2 separate regions of the Mus musculus genome follow, and region 2 is linked to region 1. The links are chromatin loops, found by intact Hi-C in ENCODE. Cell type or tissue: left cerebral cortex. All regions are shown on one strand. Links, peaks and the distances in the headings refer to the core of each region. The heading gives the core; the rest is flanking DNA.

Evidence for each region. A loop is a pair of places that touch in the nucleus more often than their neighbours do. Peaks named below come from ENCODE experiments on the same cell type or tissue, not always from the same donor. Only the 100,000 strongest peaks of a DNase experiment are listed, where the experiment ranks them.
Region 2: it touches region 1 in a loop (2.0-fold over the local background); 1 of 42 quality-filtered maps calls a loop at or near these places.

What each region holds. Positions count from the first base shown.
Region 1 is chr16:26,101,489-26,109,207 of GRCm38, forward strand. It overlaps P3h2 (prolyl 3-hydroxylase 2), which reads right to left and starts at 4,325. Exons shown (of 15, transcript NM_173379.3): 1 at 3,728-4,325. The coding sequence starts at 4,195. In left cerebral cortex, for the core only: CTCF peaks have their summits at 3,742 and 4,404; DNase peaks (open chromatin) are centred at 3,904 and 4,295; H3K4me3 peaks cover 1,824 bases; H3K27ac peaks cover 721 bases.
Region 2 is chr16:26,168,593-26,176,311 of GRCm38, forward strand. No RefSeq gene overlaps it. Among named protein-coding and RNA genes, the nearest start is that of P3h2, 67 kb to the left of the region's middle. In left cerebral cortex, for the core only: no CTCF peak of the experiment used is centred there; no DNase peak of the experiment used is centred there.

The DNA.
Region 1 (7,719 bases), core at 2,412-4,911:
TTTAACAAATAGTTTTAAATTAAGGAGTCAGGCACCATTATTTGATGCGAGCAAGGATTCTCTTATCCATGAGGCAACCAGGCCCAGGATGTAGCATGTCAATGCATAGGAGCAGAACAAATTTCAAGATTGAAGATCAAGGCAGGGCACAGATAAGATTATTTAATCTCCCTTACTTTTGTTTAAAATGCCACAAATGCTCATAAAATAGGTACAGTGGATAGAGTGCAGCTTCAAGTGAGAAAAACAAAAGGTAAATTTTTAAAGAGAGAGAGAGAGAAAGAGAGAGAGAGAGAGAGAGAGAGAGAGAGAGAGAAATCAAATCAACTAAGTGGATAGAGCAGGAAGAGCTTGCAACAACAGCCAGAACTTCTAAGTGCAAACTAGCAAGAAATCCATCTGTCGTTTTGCTTTTCACACCAGTTGACATCCAGGAAACAGACACCCACCAAATGTGGTTGTTGACCTTCACAGAAATGTCTCTCATTATTTCTCACGCATAAAGCTGACCTAGTATCCTTGTCACAAATGGATGGATACTGAGCTTTGATGCCTACCCATCTTGTTTAAGATATTAGATATGATTGTTGATGACCCAGCGCAGACCTTTTGACAAAAATGCTAATGTTCACTCATGTTCTCATGCCCCCAAAGGTAAGAGTTACCTAACCAGTAAGCATCCATGCCTGACAACTCTTTCTTTTGAAAAAATGCAAAAAGAATTGGCAGTTCTTGATTCCAGGGAGCTCACAGAAGCAAGGGCATATACACTTTTAAAAATGGAGTTTGATAGAAAGACAAAAGAGGAAAGTTCTCTTCCATGAGCATTCAAAACAGCTGCTGGGAGCTATGGAAGCCCCTGTGTTAGTGATGATTTCAACATGCAAAGAAGTGGGAATCCTTTAATAACTGCACTGTAGTGTTTCTTAAGAGTCAGACTCTAGTCTGTCTTAAACTAACCTCAGACTAAGCAGGTAGTATTTCCCCATCTCACAGACAGGAAAATAGAAAGCTGACGTATGATACAACAATCTTGAATCTCTGATCTTTTTCTATTCCAGGGCCTTCAAGCTCCCCAGGAAGAATAGCAAGGCCAAGATCCAAAGTGTTAGATGTGGAGAGATAGACCTGGAAAGGGGAAGGGACAGAGGCTGTAGACGTTGGGTCACACCATATAGGCTCCATGCAGTAGCAAAGAGTAACCACTATGCACTCTCCAAGGAATGCCACATTAATAGCCATATCTTAGGGTTTAAGCTATGGCTGATGAATTGTATCTTATGAGAGAGAGAGAGAGAGAGAGAGAGAGAGAGAGAGAGAGAGAGAGAGAGAGAGAGAGAGACCTTTTTTTAAGTTGGATGATTCTTACCCTGTCTTTGCATACCAAGGTAAACTATGCCTCTGTAGGGCTACCACCACATAACTGTTCAGTTCTCCCACACTCCAGGCTTCTGTGCAGATTGGATACAACAGTACTAGAGAGGAATGGATACCTGTGACTTCAGGGAACAAGGACTTGCTCACCCCTGGAGCTGTCCAAACCTGGCTTCAGTGTAATCCCCACTAGTCCAGCATTCTACAGAGCCCAGAGCCAACCATGGCCTCTGGCCATAGCACAGGCTGGAGTCCATTAGCCAGAGAACCCGGACTGACTCTGGATAAGCCCTTGGCTCACTCCATCAACATGCCAAACTAACACCACTCAGGTAACAAGGAGCAAGTCCCTTTCTTCTGGACATCCCGATCTTCATCCCTCAAAAAAGAAAGTGAAGTGCAAAGTGTCAGAGTTTACAGTTCTCATCTCTTCTTAATCTCCAACACATGAGCATCAGGGATCAGTTGCCTCCAGGAGCTCATTATCCTGGGTGTGGAAGGATATTACTCCTGAAAGCGAGCACAGTGTGTTTATCCTCTAGTTGAGAATGCCTGTTCTTCCTTAACTCTGCGAAGCCTCCTGTTTCCACTGAGTTATATCTAGGCTACGATAGACTCCTAAGTGCAAACTGGGTCCCAGATCTCAAGAGCAATTCAGTTTCATGTGGCTTTCGGACTATATAAATTCACTTATACATGGCACTATGACCATACACATATACACAAGAGCTGGTCACCCTGCTAGTGAATATTCCACAGTCCAAAGATGGCGGTAATGGTGCATATGTGTTTGTGTGTGTGTCAGTGTGTGTGTGTCAGTGTGTGTGTGTGTCTCCCTGAGAAGAAGGCAAGTCTACCTTAGAGTTTCCATGAAGCACAGAGAAGAGAAGAATTCTAATGCAGCCTGTAGGTGGTAATGAGCAAATTCCTATAGGGGTAAAAACATTTCCTTCCTCGGAATCTGTCAGTTATGTTAATCAAAGTCATTAGAAAAGGCCTCTTAGGCTTATGGTTTCATCTTCTTTGACCTCTCATTGGGGACCAGGGGTAAGGGGATGAGAAATAAATGTTAATATTACATAAAAATATATGCCTACAGAATCACAGAAATCCACATGCTGACTGCATGGCTGTTTATTTTCACAGGATGAGTATGCATCCTTCTCTTCTCCTGTTCGTCCGGAGAAGAGAAAATCTATTTGCCACGAGCTACAGACTCATCAGCAAAATGGCCACATCTCCCCCTTGCAGCCCAGACTCTCAAAAGGACCACACGACAGGATCACTCACATTCTGCTCTGGGAACCAGCTTAGTCCCTCCCCCAGAACTGACTAATTTCTGAAAGAACAGGAAAAACTGTGCCCTTTTCTTTCTAAAAGGCAGATTTATGCGTGATACATGTCTTCAGCAAATCCATTGGAAAGCACAAGAGAACAGACAACACACATGTCCTGGAGAGAATTCTGGGTTCTCTGTCAGTCCTTGACCCGAACTAGTCAACTCCTGAACCTCAGCACCATGCACACTGCTCTTGAGATCTGGTCTCTGTTGTGACCATATTAACTCCTCCCACTGCTGTCTGAAAGACCTGGATATATTGACTCAGAAAGATAGGCATAAGAAATGTGACCCTGAGAAACATGAGTTTGTGGAAGTGAGGGGCTGGGTAATTCATTCTACATTTTTGCCATGCAGCTAGTTAGGTCTTTTTAACTGGGGCTCTGGGGTATGCCAGTTTTGATTGTATACCTCCTGACAGCAACTCCGGGGAAGGTACATAGACGCAAGTAAAAGCAGAGAGCGCTGGGCATCTGAGGTGAAGTGGTCCTAAATGGTGGGAACCCCAGGAACCTAAACCAGTACCAAAGAAATCCGCACTTTCAGTAGATTGCCTCATACAGCTTCAAGCATCATTCCTCCACGACTTTTTATCTCGTTGCTCTTCTTTAGTTGAAGAGAAATAACTTTTAGGACCGTTTAGGGCCGTTTCTTAAACTTAGAAGATCAGACTGCAGAGTAAGAGGGATAGCTAAAAGGAGATCAGGAGTGGGCTATGTCAAAGAATTTACTCTAGGTCTAGGTAGAGCACAACCACCGAAGTGTTGAAAGACACTTTTGATATGCTCTTCTTGGCACAGCCCATTTTTGCGAGTGAAGAGGACGCTGAGACAGAGAGCAAAGCTGATCTGCCCACTTTCATCTAGTCTAGTCTCTGGGCTTCTACTTGCACGCAAAGCAGAGCCACTGCGAAAGGCTGGATGGAGTGTAGAGCAATGCTCCCTCCCACCCCACCCCCTATCCCACAAAGCCAACCCTAGGGTCACCCGCGATGGGCGCAGCCACGTTCAGTACCTTGATGTAGGCCCTCTGCAGGTAGTTGTAGGGAACTCTGCGTTGGAAGTCGCTGCGCACGTCCTCGCTGACGCGGTGGCGGGACGCGGGGCCGCCCAGGCGCTGGCTCTGGCAGCTGCGGGAGCAGCGCGCCCGCTCCAGCACCGCGCGGAAGAAGGGCAGCTCGGCTCCGGGGCCGGCGCCGGGGGGCGCGAGCGGACGGCGCGCCGCGCAGTGGCGGGCGCAGCGCGTGCGGATGTCCCGTAGGCGCCGGTGACTGCTCAGGGCGGCTTCCAGGTCCCGCACCGCTCGCTCATAGTCGCCGCTGTAGTAGGCAGCCACGCCGCTGGCGTAGAGCAGGTCGAAGGGCTGCAGCGGGCCGCGCTCGGGCTCTGGCTCCGGGGACCGGCGACCGTCCTGGGGGCCGCCCCGCTGCGGTGTGGGCAGCAGTAGCAGCAACAGCAGCGACACCCACGTGCTCTCCCGCATCCTCCGCCGGACCCGTGGAGGGAGATCGTCGCGCTTCTTGCCTGCCCCACCGCAACTCACGTTCGAGCCCCGCTCCAACTCCGAGGGCTAGCGAGCCGATCCTGCCGTGATCCCGCTGCGCGACAGCCCCAGGTGACCGCCGGCAGCGCTGCGGTCCTGGAGGCGGAGGCTCGCCCAGCTGGCCGCTCTTAAAGGGACGCCTCCAGCTCACACGCTCCTCCTGCCGCCGAGCCTCCGCGAGCCGCGCTCCAGCTGCCTGAGAGCTAGCACAGTCCTGAGAGGCCGACCCCTGGGGACAAGTTTTGCGTGTGGGGTCCCTTGTGGGTGGCAGAAGACGATGGTGTTGCTTTATCTTCAGCACTTGGGGAAGTGAGGTCCACAGTCGTTTTCTGGAATCTATGTGGACTTGCTCTTTGCAGTCCTTCACTCTTAGATGCAACATGAAGGGGCATTTCAGACTGCCTGAAAAGCTCTAGAGAAGGGGAGGAGGGCCCCTGGCCAGTTGAGTAGGTTTGAGGAGAAAGGGGTTTGCCCAAGTTTATACAGCTAAGAATAAGCAAAGGATGAACCTAGCTCTGCCCCACAAAAATAGAAGCTTCCCGCCCTCCTGTAGGGCAGGGTCTCCTCCCTCTTGCTTTCTCCCATGGCTAAGTGTGGATGTGTTCCTGTATTGAATGTGAAGACTGGGCAAGAACGATAAATAACCCGAGTTTCCTGTTCAGACCGCTGGAGGAAAGTGGAGCTGTACATTAAGTTCTGCCTTTGGCAGTTTTCCAGATGTGCACTGGGCCTCTGTTACTTACCTCATCCAAAGCAGCCAAATGCCCAACATGTCCAGTGATATTCAGACATAAATCCCTATTGTGAGAGTTGAACAAAGAGTCAGTTTAACAAACCCAGTACCCCAGGACTTAAGCAATGAACATCAATCTAGAAGTGGGAAACTTGACAGAAACAGCTGCCAGAGTCCAAGGAACTAGCTGGAGGCTTTCCTGTTCCTCCCCGTCTGTTGGGTCATAAATACCTTCTTAGCCAAGGTGTTCCCCTCTTTTCTGTCCCTTGGCTCCACACTCCCAGAAAAAGGGGGGGAAAGTGTGTTAGACTCTGGAGTCCAGCCTGCAATTCCCTGGGAGGACTTCTGTTTGTCTGGAACTGTCTGTGGGAATCTCACCTCAGTCTCTGGGCCATTGGAAAGATAACCAACGGGAAAGAACCGCATATATTGTCCAACTGACCCGAATTTGCTGAAGAAAGTCTTTGTGTAAAATGGTCACTATTCAAAAAAGGTGGCTAGTGTCGCAACCTTTCCCTTCTTCTTGTTGAGTTTCTCACCCTTTTGGCCATGAACCGCGCTGGCTAAATAACTCTGAAAAAAAAAAACTGATTCATGTACATATTAATTTTTACACCAAAATTCTCAAAATTGTCTATTTCCATTCATGGCAAATCTTGCCTTAGATGGTCAGTGCTCCAGAATTAGCAAAGAGTTTTTTTTTTTTTTCTCCTGGTGATGAACTGTTCAGATAAAGGTGGCAGAGTCTAAAATTATGGATCTATTTGGAGAAGGGTTTGAAGCACACGGAATAAAAAATGCTATCTAGGAGACAGATCAGCTGTGAAGATAATTTTGCATGTCTCAGCTCTACATCATAGACATTCCTATATCACTGAACACGTGTCACTAAATTAATATCTCTAAGTGCCTGCCCCTGGTGTGTGGATGATGGGGGAAAGAAGATGTGATCATACCAGTGTCCTCACTTCTGCAAGTTTACAGTGAAATGCAGGAAATGAACACAGGTCACAGGAGTCTGATACAAACTAAAAATGTAGAACATACTAAGTGGAATTCAATGTGCTCTGATAAAATAGTTGCTAAACCTTCTGCAGGACAAAGCTAAAAAAAAACTTAGGAGAAAAGACCCTAGACAGAATTCAAAGCCTATAGTCCATAGCTCACAAACAACCTAGTGGCTCCCAGTTGGGGCGTGTCTTTTAAGCTTTGTGTTGTACTTCTCTACAACATATGGTTGATTATTCACTTAAGTAACCCTTCAGATTTTTTAAAACATTGGAATGAGATGATAAAAATTTATATTTGGTCCTAGCTCTGAGGGATTCTGATTCAATTGGTATAGTGTAGTACTAAATAGCTTTGGCTCTGCTAGATTCACATGTTTCAATGCTTAGTCTATGGGGAGTGGCACTATCAGAAGATGTGGTCTTATTGGAGTAGGTGATGGAGGTAGTGTGTCACTGTGGAGGTGGGCTTTGAGGCCTCCTATGCCTGACTTCTACCTAGTATGAAATCAGAGCATCCTCATGGCTGCCTTCTGATCAAGATATAGAACTCTCATCTCCTTCTCCAGCATCTCGTCTCCCTGGATATTGTCATTCTTTCCTTCAAAATGGTAATGATGAACCTCTGAAACTGTAAGCCAGCCCCCAAATTAAACGCTCTTCTTTGTTAGAGTTGCTTTGGTCATGGTGCCTTTTTTTTTTTTTTTTTTTTTTTTTTTCGAGACAGGGTTTCTCTGTATAGCCCTGGCTGTCCTGGAACTCACTTTGTAGACCAGGCTGGCCTCGAACTCAGAAATCCACCTGCCTGTGCCTCCCGAGTACTGGGATTAAAGGTGTGTGACACCATGCCCGGCATGGTGCCTCTTCATAGCAGTGAAACCCTGACAAAGATAACGACCTAACCAATGAGATTTGCAGATGCTTCCCAGTTGTTTCTTTTCTGAAACCAAGGTTAAAAACCACTGTCTCTATAAATGCCTCATACTGAGGAGTAAGTCTGTGAGGTAGGGCTCCATGTGCTATGGGCATGTTCAAAGCCTGAGATTCTGGAGTATAGGGATTTGTATGTCTATCTGCTTTCTGCAAAAAGCTTAAGATGTGCCTTTAAAAGTTTGATTAGGTCCCTTCTAGTTCCTCCAGCACCGGGGTAGTTTGGGTGCGGAGTCTGCAGACACCAGCAGGCTACCCACAAGACCCTCCACAGGATCTTAAGTCCTCTGGTGAGTAGACACAGCTGCTGCTCCAATCCAATCGCGTGGGACCTGAGACTGCATTAAATAGGGAAGCAGAAAACCCGGCCTGATCAGGAGCACAAGTCCTTTCCGGTCACCATCAGCACAAGGGTAGCTTGGGCGCTGAGTCTGCGGACACCCGAAAGCTACCCACAGGACCCTCCACGGGATCTTAAGACCTCTGTGAGTGGATCACAACTTCTGCCAGGAGGCAGGGTCGAACACGAGATATCTGGGCACCTTCCCTGCAAGAGGAGAGCTTGACTGCAGAGAATACCCTGAACACTGAAACTCAGAAGAGATCTAGTCTCCCAGGACTGCTGATAGAAGCTAACATAAACACCTGAGGGACAAGATCTAACCAGAGACAACTACAACAACTAACTCCAGAGATTACCAAATGGCGAAAGGCAAACGTAAGAATCTTACTAACAGAAACCAAGACCACTCACCATCATCAGAACGCAGCACTCCCACCCCACCCAGTCCTGG
Region 2 (7,719 bases), core at 2,636-5,135, 67 kb after region 1:
TATCATCCATCTTAATTTGAAGATGCTTTGGAGGGAAAGAATTGCACACTGGGACTCGGATAATTCATCCTGAGCATCAGGTTGGGGTCCCTTGAACAGGTCGGTTGGTCTTTTATACTTCAGTTGCTTATTGTACGTCTGTATGAGAAGGTGGTAGGTATTCTACTTTCCTGGCTGGCATCACTAAACATTTATGTATTAAGATGTCCTTAGTGCTTCCTGTATGTTTAGCAGTTAGCTAGAAGTGGGGAAGCAGAGGGAATGCACAGTTTGGCCATGGACAGGCATGTTTTAATGAAAACCTTAGAAAGTATATTACTGCTACTCATTTCTTCAGAAAACGACAGAAGGACAAAGAACAGAACTGACTACCTGGCCAGAAAGCCTTCATAATAGATAACAGGTCAACTATACGCTGAAGGATCAGGTTGAAAACCAAATGGTGGAAAAGCTTTGTATATAGATCACATACAGTAACTAAACATAGGTGTGATTAGAGATTATAAACACAATTGTTAATATTTAGAGTCATTATAACTTAAGTGTATATTTGAATACCATTGAATGGGAACAATCAAGGCTCAGATAGTATTCAATCACAGGGAGCCATATCCCATTGCTCTTCACTAGATCTTCTACCCAAGTTGTCTACACACTTCTTTATATAATAAGGATCACAGGGTGAGTGCTGCACACCAACTCTGTAGTCTGAAATAAGGAAAAGTTCATAGCACCAAGGAAAATTATGTTTTACTAAAAGATTGAAGACTCATGACTACACACTCGAGTATGGTACTCAAGTACAAGAGATCTCATATTTCACTGAAAATTTAAAAGAAAAAGGTTTTAGAACAACACCAACTCTGCAGCCTGAAATAAGGACAAGTTTGTGGCACCAAAAATGTTTATTACCTAAGAGAGCCAAGAGCAATGGATTGGAATGGTGAGCACAAGCCAAGACTTTATCATTCATTAACAATAGTTAAAGCTAAGGCATCCAAGTATGCATTCCAGAAGAAAGAAGTTCACACCATGGCAATGAAATCAAGGGAAAAGTGCTAGATCCAAGGTATCATAGGAATAGATCAACAGACTAGGTCCAGGAATTTGGTGCTGGAATATCGAACTCATCTCCCTCTCTCTCCTCCCTTTCTCTCTTTCTTTTCTCTCTACCCTCCCTCCCTCCCTTACTCTCTTCCTCTCTCCCTCCCACCTTCCTTCCTTCCTTCCTTCCTTCCTTCCTTCCTTCCTTCCTTCCTCCCTCCCTCCCTCCCTCCCTCCCTTCTTTTCCTTGCCAACATTCTGTGTCATTTTTGCAAAATATAATTACTTTTATTTATCATATAGCAGTATTTATGAGATGCAGTAAGACTTTGAATAGCTATTCAACATATCAACATCAGATCCATGTAACAAGCATATCTGTCACCTCAGATGAATCTCTTTATAATGGGACTGCTTAATATCCATTATAAGCTATGTGGAACTTTGACTCTTTTCTTAGTTGTAAGTATGCTACTGTGCTAGAGCACATTACAAGTTATTCTTCTATCCACCAGCACCCTGTGATGTTAAACAGGATAGCATCTTTTCAGAGATTCCTTGGCCACACTTTTTCCAGATTCTGATACACGTCTAGTTCCTCTGGACCAATGATTTAGTCTCCACATGCATGATCTGTCTTCTGTAGCTGGTTATCTCCCTTAGGACTGTGTCATCCAAATCTATTCACGTTGTGGCAAATGGCAGCATCTCAATTCATGTTTATGGCTGAAAAAAAATTAATATCCCACTGGCTTCAGTGACTCTGGGTAGACATTCAAAGTGGAGCACTGGGACACAAGTAGTTGTATTTCTACCTATTAAAATGAAAATCTTCCTTTTTCTTCACAATTTAATTAATGGTTATTCTTTGTTCACTCTTACTAGAAATTCTTAGTTTTTCCTTTAATTCTAGTAGCTATTCTAAATGGCCTTAAATTATTGTGGTTATAATGTGTATTTCTGTGAGAAATACTCTCTTTGAACCTTCCATTTTTCATAAATTTTCTGGCTACTTGAATCTTTTCTTTTTGAGAAATGTGCACTAATATACTCATGCCATTTTCCCATTCTTTAGACTTTCTATGAACGATGGTGGTTCCTTTCTTTTGTTTAATTTTGTTTCACCACAGGTTTTGTCTGATTTAGTTTTAATATTTAGTGACTTAAGCCCTTTATATATTCTGGACATGGTTTTCTTTGCTGGATATCCCCTTCTGTAGGGTTTTTTTTTCTTAACTTTGTTGTTTCTATGCTGGACATATAGATGTAGTCCTGCTTGTAATCTTTAATTTATTTCCTGTACATTGGGGGTCATGTCTATCTATCTATCTATCTATCTATCTATCTATCTATCTATCTATCTATCTATCTATCGATCTATCGATCTATCGATCTACCTACCTACCTACCTACCTACCATTTATATCTTTGCCCAGACAGTGCCCTTTAAGTATTTTCTCTACATTTCCTCCTAGTAGATTTATAATTTTGAGTTTTGATTTTGAGTCTTGAGTCTTTGATCATTTTGGAGTTGATATATCTACTTTCTTATTTTCTGTAGTATATAGAATAACCATGACAACAAACAATAACTAGCTATTTTAAAATGGCTGGTGCAGAAGAAATTTTTTTAATAAAATTATATCTGAGTTAATGCATACCATTGTTATTGTGGCTGTTATATGTCAAGATTTTTATTCTGCAAATAAATACTCAACTCAGTTTTCTAGGTACCATTCATATAAGAACTTTTTGTTTCTTCAATGCATACTTGCTACTATGGTGGGAATAGTTCTCCCCCAGCCCCTTTGTTTCCAATTAGTGTAAAAAGTACTCTGGTGAAATTGACTTAAAAGGGAGAGTCTATTTGGGCTAACAGTTTGGAGTACAGCCCATGACACTTAGGAATTTAAGGCATCAGAGGCTAGAAACAGCCAGTCTTATCCATTATCAGAAAAAAAGAGAGCAATTAACGCTAGTGCCTAGCTTACTTTCTCATTTTTATAAGCCAGGGACACAAGTCCTGGGAATTGTACCTTCTACTTTAGTGTGGATTTTCCACTTGAACGCACCTAATCAACACAATCCCTCACAGGCATTTTTAGAGGTTAAACAGTCCCTCACACATGCACCAGGACCTGCTCCTGATTTCAGATCCTGTTCAGCTGAAAATTAACACTTCGTATCACAGATACAAATGTGAATGGATCTAGAAGAGTTTGCTGCTCTGACTAGGAGTATGTATTGATGCAGCTTTTTTGGTTTACTTTTATGAAGGTTTTGAGGTCAGATACAGTGCCTCTGGCATTCTTTTTTGCTCAGGATATGTCTGGGCATTAGTTTATTTATGTTTAAATACCTAAACATAAAGAATAAACATAAAAATAGACATTTATGTCTTCATTTTCTAGAGTTTTAAAATTTTATTTTGGGTGTCTACAAACACTTACTGTTTGCATTACAGTTCCAAATTCTACATCATGCTTTTTGTAAAAGCTAAAGTTGGGCAATGGTGACCTTGGGTTTAAATCCATCTGATTCCTATTTCATCTCATAGATTCATATTTCTCTTTTATTATAGCCTAAGTTTTGAAAACCTTATGTTTATCAAATGGAAATTTAAAACATTTTTATCAAAAGAAATTATGCATTTTTAAGACAAAAATTAGGTAGCTTGGAGCCTAAGAATCCAATGTGGTCTAAATAAGAACCAGAAGTGTTCAAAATGGCACTCAGTAGTTTCTGTTATAAAAGGTAGACTAATGTAGGGATCCATGTCTATTATATCACCCTTGGGAATTAAAGATGGGAGGATCAAGAGTTCAAGGCTAGCCTTGGCTACGTTCCAAGGTTCAAACTAGCTAAGGCTTTAGAATAAAATGTCCCTTAAATAAGAAACAAAAAAAAATCTACCTTCAATAATAGTTTATTTGAATTTTCTGATCTTTATATACATTTTATTTATTAGGAATATTTAATATGTATTTATCTATTTGCCTTGTGCTATCCATTAACACCCATTAAGAAGTAATGTTATTTATTTCCCTTAGCAACTATAAGAATAAAACTAGTTTAATTCTGTTCTCAGATAGTGAAACTGAATCATAATGAGATGAAATGACCTGAAGATTTCAGCTAAATTCTATGCTGGACCTTGGAACAGCATCTTTTACTTCCACATCCTGGGATTTTTAAAACATTAGAGACCTCTTTGGTCTCCTGGGAACTAATGCACAGATTTCCCATGGCCCTCTCTTGGTGAGTACCTTTCCTTAAGAGGTAACAAAAAATTATCGAACATGCCAAGGTATCTGGGAGGTCTCTCTGGATATTTTTGATTCACAGTTATCTTTTCAGGATCAACTTTAGTCTTCCTTAATTGTTTTTTTTTTCCCTCCCTCCATCATCTTTCTGGCTGATTTAACCATTCCTCCTCTTCCTCACGCACACATAAGCTATTGAAAAATCATATTTCACACTTCATTCCCTTGGAAATCATAAGACATTTCAAAATGGAGCCTAATATTCACTTCTCCTTCTCATGCCATTCAAATGTTGCATATGCTAGACAGATTTCTGGAACACAGCTTCAAACTGTGTGTACATGGAAATTCAGTAGCATGCTGTCTGCCTATGAGCTGGATGCAAATATGACAGCACATAAAATGTTTGTGTTTATAAAGACTGCACCACTATTGCCAGGTGTTATTGAATTCCACAGAGCTATGACTTTGGTGTAAAGTATCAAAGGGCAATAATCTGCAATAAGATGAACTGCCTATTGAGTTGATACATTAAGTGCAAGCTCCTTCTGATTCATAAGGCCCCGGAGCATGCAGCTCACCCTCTCATTAGCTTATTTCCCCTGCAGTCACAATATATCAGCTAATGTGCGTTATTAGCTTCGTTTCAAACATGCCCTTCGTGTTCACAGTTTTCTTTCTTCTTTCTTTCTTTACACTCCAGATTTTATTACCCTTTCTTCCCATCCACACTCTGACTGATTCACATCCCTTAATTCCTTCCCAGCCCACCCAACTGTCTCCACGAAGATGTCTCCAACCCCCACCCCCACCTGACCTCTAAACTCCCTGGGACCTCCAGTCTCTTGAGGGTTAGGTTCATCATCCCTGATTGAACTCAGACCCTGCAGTCCTCTGCTGTATGTGTGTTGGAGGCATCATATCAGCTGGTGTATGCTGCCTGTTTGGTGGTCCAGTGTTTGAGAGATCTTGGGGGTCCAGGTTAATTGAGACTGCTGGTCCTTCTACAGGGTCTCCCTCCTCTTCAGCTCTTTTCAGCCTTTCCCTAATTCAGCCAGCAGTTTCTATCCATTGGTTTGGGTGCAAATACCTGCTCCAGACTCTTTCAGCTGTTTATTCATTCGGTCTTCCAGAGTGCCATCATGCTGGGTCCATTTTTATGAGTGCTCCATAGCCTCAGTAATAGTGTCAGGCCTTGGGGCCTCCCCTTAAGCTGGATCCCACTTTGGGCCTGTTGCTGGACCTTCATTTCCCCAGGCTCCTCTCCATTTCCAATCCTGCAGTTCTTTCAGACAAGAAAAATTATGGGTCAGAGTTTTGACTGTGGGATGGCAACTCCCTCCCTCATTTGCTGCCCGCTCTTCCTTCTGGAGGTAGGCTCTATAAGTGCTCTCTCCCTCTGTCAGGAATTTTATCTAAGATCCCTCCCTTTGAGTCCTGAGAGTTTCTCACCTCCCAGGTCTGTGGTGCATTCTGGAGGGTCCCCCAACCTCCTATCTCCTGAAGTTGCCTGTTTCCATTCTTTCTGCTGGCCCCAAGGTTCTTTTCCCTCACCCAATACCAGGTCAGGTTCTCCTCTCCCCACCCCACTCCCCTCGCCCCTGTCCACTTTCCCTCTCAGGTCCCAGTCTTCTTCCTTACTTGTGATTGCTTACTTCACCCACCCAAGTGGAACTGAGGCATTCTCACTTGGGCCTTTCTTCCTGTTGACCTTTTTGAGTTCTTTGGACTGTACCTTGGGTATTCTGGGTGTTTGTTTGTTTTTTGGCTAATATCCACTTGGTGAGTACATACCATGCATGTCATTTTGGATCTGAGTTGATCTCACTCAGGATGACACTTTCTAGTTCTATCCATTTGCCTGCCAAACTCAGGATACCCTCGTTCTTAATAGCTGAGTAGTATTCCACTGTGTAAATGAACCATAATTTTGGTATACATTCTTTTGTCCTGGGACGTCTCGGCTGTTTCCAGCTTCTGGCTATTACAGATAAGGCTGCTATGAATATAGTGGAACACATGCCTTTGTGGCATGTTGGAGTATCTTTTGGGTATATTCCCAAGAGTGGTATTGCTGGGTCTTTAGGTAGATCTATTTCCAATTTTCTGAGGAATCTCCAGGTTGATTTCCAGAGCGGTTGTATGTTGCAGATAGCCCTGGGGTCAATTATATTTGATGTTATTTCTGTTCTCATGTGAGGGGCTGCAAACAAGGAATGAGTCAGCACTCAGGCGATTTCCTGTAAACCTTCATCCCACCTTAATTTATAAATAAAGGCTAGAGCCGGTGATTGGGCAGAGAAAGAGGGGAAGGTGGAGCTGAAGGTTTTGGAAGAGAAAGAGAGAAGGCAGGATGACAGAGAAGGAGAAAGAAGGAAAATGGAGCAGAGGTACCTGACCTGGAGAAACTGCAAGTTATAAGAGGTCTGTTATATGTGGAAGGTGGTAGTATAGAGGTAGATCTGCCCAATTTAGGTGCACAGCATGTATTCATATTAATTGAGTTGTATTTTCATTGCCTAGGCTTATTTGGGTTTTAGATTCACCGCAACAGTTGTACCAGTTTGCAATTCCACCAGCAATGGAGAAATGTTCTTCTTTCTCCAGATCCTTGCCAACATGTGTTGTTACCTGAGGTTTTTTATCTTAGCAATTCTGATTGGTACAAGGTGGAACCTCAGGGTTGTTTTGATTTGCATTTCTCTGATCACTAAGGAATTTGAACATTTCTTTGGGTGCTTCTCAGTCATTCAAAATTCCTAGTTGTGAATTCTCACTCTAGTTCTATGTCATTTTTATTGGGGAATTGAGTCCATTGATATTAAGAGATATTAAGGAAAAGACATTATTGCTTCCTGTTATATTTGTTGTTAGAGTTGGAATTCTGTTCATGTGGCTACCTTCTTTTAGGTTTGTTAATAGATTACTTTCTTTCTTTTTCCTTTTTTTTCTTTCTTTTTTTTCTTTGTTTGTTTGTTTTGTTTTTTGTTTTTGTTTTTGTTTTTGTTTTTTTTGAGACAGGGTTTCTCTGTGTAGCTCTGGCTGTCCTGGGACTCACTTTGTAGACCAGTCTGGACTCGAACTCAGAAGTCTGCCTGCCTCTGCCTCCCGAGTGCTGGGGTTAAAGGTGTGAGCCACCATGCCTGATACTTTCTTGCTTTTTCTAGAGCATACTTTCCCTCCTTGTGTTGGAGTTTCCCTTTATTATCCTTTGAAGGGCTGGATTTGTGGAAAGTATTGTGTAAATTTGGTTTTGTCATGGAATACCTTGGTTTCTCCATCTATGGTAATTGAGAGTTTTGCTGGGTATAGTAGCCTGGGCTGGCATTAGTGTTCTCTTAGGGTCTGCATGACATCTGCCCAGTATCTTCTGGATTTTATAGTCTCTGGGAAGAAGTCAGATATAATTCTG